Linked DNA regions of Mus musculus: region 1 is linked to region 2. A link is a loop called in an ENCODE intact Hi-C map of the cell type or tissue named here. Cell type or tissue: left cerebral cortex. All regions are shown on one strand.

What was found. Peaks named below come from ENCODE experiments on the same cell type or tissue, not always from the same donor. Only the 100,000 strongest peaks of a DNase experiment are listed, where the experiment ranks them.
Region 1: a loop joins it to region 2, with 6 times the contacts of the local background. A loop is called at or near these places in 4 of 42 quality-filtered maps.

The regions. Positions count from the first base shown.
Region 1 is chr1:38,331,779-38,334,278 of GRCm38, forward strand. The region is part of intron 6 of Aff3 (AF4/FMR2 family, member 3); the gene reads right to left. Among named protein-coding and RNA genes, the nearest start is that of Gm16150, 110 kb to the left of the region's middle. In left cerebral cortex, no CTCF peak of the experiment used is centred here; a DNase peak (open chromatin) is centred at 1,293; H3K27ac peaks cover 317 bases.
Region 2 is chr1:38,436,904-38,439,403 of GRCm38, forward strand. All of the region lies in intron 4 of Aff3 (AF4/FMR2 family, member 3), which reads right to left. Among named protein-coding and RNA genes, the nearest start is that of Aff3, 190 kb to the right of the region's middle. In left cerebral cortex, no CTCF peak of the experiment used is centred here; DNase peaks (open chromatin) are centred at 987 and 1,688; H3K27ac peaks cover 724 bases.

The sequences.
Region 1 (2,500 bases), 110 kb before region 2:
CCCACTCGAGTAATTAGTTTTAATGTAATTATTCACCTTTTTGTTATTGTGTTGAAAGGTTCCTCATACAGTTGGTTCTATACCCCTATCAGATAAACGGCCTGCCAATAACTCCGTTTCCTAGTCTTTTTCTTATTACTGATAATGTTCTCTGATGCACAGAACTCTTACATTTTATTATATTTATTTAAATTTTCTTTTGTTGCTCATATGTTGGGTATGGCAACTTAAGAGTCTGTCACCTAGCCCAAGGTTATGAAGGGTCAACTTGGCATTTTCTTTATGAAATTTATGATTTCCGTTTCCAGATTTAGCCACGAATACATTGCATTAATGTCTTTGAACTTAACTCATTTGCCTCTGAATGTACCCTACTCCAAATACACTTACAGATGAGGCCGCCAGGCTCATCCTGACTGGACACACTCTACTAAGCAATAGTGGTCATAGCACTGTGATAGACATAAAGATTATTACATATAACCATTTACCATTTATGCAAGGGCATAAATCCAGTGTCACTCTGTATATTAGATCGAGTTACTAGTCAGGTAAGTAGAGATTGAATCAGATTTTACTTGTATTAAAATGTAAATATATACTTCTGTCTTGAGAATTGTATTTTTTCTTTCTTTGAAAACTTTTTTTTTTCTTAACATAAAATATGAGTGAACTGAGGTGGCGAGGGTGTAAATAAAATGTGAAGCAGTGCATATGATCTAAAATTCCTATATAATTCTGATGTGTAGAATTAAAATCTAGTGAAATGGAATTAACTACTATTACATCATGTCACGTGTTTCTACAAAAGTTTGGTCTAGCAATGCAGTTGCTACAGGGAAGGGGGAGTCATTTAATCTGACCGGTGATATTCAAACCCTAGTAATAGTGTCTATTTTAGAAAGGCACCTCTCTGGAATGGTATAGAATATGCCAGTCTGTTGGGTAGAAGCTGGGTATCCTGAGACATGCCCAGGACCTAAGCAACCCTTCTTAGGAACCATGAGCTATTGACCTGCAGAAGAGCAACGAGTTTAGTTCTTACTCTGAAACTCAAGCTTTGGAAAACTGCTGTGTGAAGATGAAAGAAATACACTGCTCTTCAAGTGATGGGCTGAAGCCTAGTCTGCAAATGACTTTAGCCTACTTTGGATAGATTCTGAAATTTAAAAAAAAAAATCTTTATTTGTGGACCCACAGTTAAGGACTCCAGATGGGTTTGTGTACTTTCCCACTTAATTTAGAGTCTATATGCAGGCTCGAGTGTGCTTTAGCTTTAATTTGCAGACAACATTTTGAGCCTCGGTGAGCTTCTCTGTTGTGTGTAGGCTGTGGCTCTATGCTGGGGGACTCACAGTCAGCTGTGTGTAGGCTGTGCCTCCGGGTGTGGTGGTGGGGGTGGGGGAGTGGCGAAGCTCACCATCAATGGACAAGGATGGTAACTGGCATGGATTTCAGGACTCAGCTCATCCTCCGAAAAACTGCAGCAAGGCCTTTCCTGACTGTCTGTCCACACTAATGGGGATAAAATGTCTGCTTGCTGATACATCCTAGAGCTCATATAGTAACTACTGGCATTCACTCCTCTTAAGTAAAGAACGCAGGTAAGCTCACCGTTGACCTGAATCTTCACTGCTACATCCTAGAGGATGAAATTTTAGGTGAAAAACCCTCTGAGTAATGACTTATTTTTTCATTTTGCAGGGGTAGAGGAAGCGAAGCAGAATATGCTTAAAATAATTGCTAGTTAAAAATATAATAAAACACCGCAGAAGCGTTCTGTAGAGAAGGTAGAAATGAACTCAGACCTTGTTCCTTACTGTGCTGATGTCTACTGGCTGGTGCACAGACCGCCAGATGTTAGCTCAAAAAATACTAACTCATTAGACTCCAATATTCCCAGACTGCCATTCTCTGGGTAGAAATGATATCGCCTTATTCTTTAATTTTTTTTCCAATGTGTGTGCATAGGTCAGACAATTTCTGGGAGTCTATTCTCAACTTCACCCATATTTGAGGCAGGGTTTCTCATGATTGTGTCTCTGCACTGCATATACAGGCTAGCTGGCCTGAGAGCTTCCAGCTGACTAGCCTTGTCTCCTCTTCCTGTCTTGCTGTAGGAATGCTGGAGTTTCAGATGCTTAATACTGATGTGGCTAATTTATGTGGACACCAGGCTTGCAGAGCAAGTCCTTTTACCTAGAGCCATCTGTCTGGCCCTCACCATCATTCTTAATGTCAGTTGGCCCTGCATGTTATTAGTCTGTTCTTAAAGGCATTAGCTTCTTTAAGACACAAGGCACCATCTTAACCCTGATAAAGGACCTGCCGCCCTTCCCTGTGTAGTTATCTGTGAAATCCCGGAGGTCTCCACAATGTGCAGACTGCTCCTTCTACAGGAAGCCAGTGCCAGGCTGGGTCACAGCACAGGGAGATCACCACTTTCTCACAAGGGCCCAGAAGCCGAAGCCCTTTCCATTTTTGTGTCCATGCCAACTAC
Region 2 (2,500 bases):
CTGTGGACAGGATCTTGTTTCTATGTTCTGGGCCATGCTCCTCAGCTTCTTAGTGCATCCGTGAATGAGCATCACAACAGTATTAATAACACTAAGGAAGTACTATGCACAATCTGCAACATGTGTGACAGCCTCCCTCCACCACCAATCCCTTTAGGTGGAACAGACCACTAACATGTAATCTCTGTTACCTTGTTGGTAGACGACAGGTCAAGGGTGCTTTGTCAAGGAATTCTGACCTTTTGGAGAGGTTAATTTAGGTCAGCTGGACACGAACAACTGATCTTTCTGTGCTCATGTTTTGTCAAAGGAAGCAAAAGACATTGGTTAGCATCTCTCATGGTCACATAACTCCTTAGGCCATGCCCAATTCTCTGGGGATTAGAAGGCCTTGTCTTAACGCCATGAGCTCTCTCTTGAGTTTTATGATAATGTCCATTGGAACAATCAGGTGGCTCTATGTGCCCTTTTTAAAAGGTATTCTTAATTATTGCTGCAACTTTTATTAAGATATAAAAGTCATTATGTATGAATATGAGTACTATCTAAAATGACAGAGAAAATGAGAAGGTGTTTGGATATTCTTTCATTTGCTGTGATGCCAGACCAGTAGGAACAAAATTCAAGCCTCTGAAGAATTTCTGCAGAAAATATTAGCTGCAAATACCATTTAAAGAGAGTTTAAAAGAGTAGCAACAAGAATTTTGCTTTCCAAGAATTTGTCTCTTATGTTTTGTGGGTGGTGAGTTTTTGTTGTTGTTTTTTTTCTCTGCAGCTTTATATAAAAGAAATACAAAGCAAACAAACAAAACCCAAGACTGCAGGAGTGTGTGAGTGTGGAAAGACATGTGTGCACTCGACTAAGAGAACACATTTCCCGTTCCCACTTTTGTGCCTCACGCCTAAGAGTGCCTGCTGAACCCTGGGAGATGACAAGACATCTCCCAGGGGTGTGACTCACCCAGTTCTCTGAGCCAGTGCTAGAGCTGTTTTTCCTCTTAGGAGGGCCAGACAGACACTTGGCCTTTCAGAAAACCTCAAGGATGAGTCACAAGTGACATGCATTGGCATCTTGAGGGGGGAGGAAACAGAGGCTGGAAATATGGCCACACAAAAGGTGGAATGACACTGTGAGCAAGCACGAGTATGCATGTACACATAAACACACACATATGTACACATACATGCACATACACTTGCACACACACATGCATGCACACAAATACATACACACATGCTTGAGCACACACATGCATTTACATATATGCATACATATATACACAAGCAGAGAGACACACATGCAAACACACATGCATGCATACATACATGCAAACACACATGCATGTACATACATGCATACGCATACATGCATACACATGCACAGACACACACACACACACACACATGCAAGCACACACACATAAATGCACATATACTCTCACACACATGCACATGCACACATAAGCACACACACACATACATGCACACACACATGTGCTAGCTGTTTTGCAAAGCAGCCAGGAGAATCCCTCATCCCAGGATCCCTGGTCTTCACTTCTTCACACATATATAGGCCTCCCACTCAATTTCAAAAGGGTGCTACCCACCCTGGAAAAAAATTAAGCCCACATAGTAGCTGGGAAAATATGCAGCCAGGGAGACAGATGGCTTAGGGAAGAAGCAATCTGGATGGAGAGTGAGGGTGTGGGAGTGGAAATGTGGGCCTGGAGAGGGGCTGAGGGAAGAAAGGACGGGCGTGAGTGTGTGGTGACAGATGACAGAGTGCTGTTTGGGACAAGCAGTTGGAGAAAGCAAGGGAAATGGAAGTGATGTATTTATGCATAAGGGCTCCTTTACCATTAGGAAAACTCCCCTTCTGTCTACTCTGCAAGTCCCGCTGCTTCAGATGGAGGCAGACAGCAGAGAGCACATGCTTCGCCAAAGAAACAGAGGTGACTTGCTATCCCGACACGATTTCTATTTCTGATCGAAACAGATCCAAACTGAGCTAATTTGTGTACAGCTGCAGGCTATATAAACACGGCTGCTTAGAATTCTTTATAAAGTATCGGCCTTTGCACTCAACACTTCGTCGAAGTTAATAAGTAGGTGTCAAACTCTGAATTAAAATCCCTGCAAGAGGACACAGCACAAAGGACAATAAAAATGATTTTTAAATAATCACAGGGATAAATAGCATCTACTTCTGACTGATATAAGTGCTAGCATAAAATGTTATTAGGCTACCGACATTGTCTTTTGTTCAGAAAGTATGTTTCATTCTCCAACCATGCCATTTATCATCCTAATGAGCCCTCAAGCTGTAAATTAAACAGCAGAGACAGATTCATTCGAAAAGCATCTTTTCAGAAAAAAAAGGAAAAGAGCTAGGTGTTATAACAGTTTTCTACTTTTATTTTCTCCTAGTGTACTGGTTCAATTTTCTTTCATTGAAAAAAAAAAGCCCTTAGTACTTGAACACTTCATGGGGTAAGTTCAT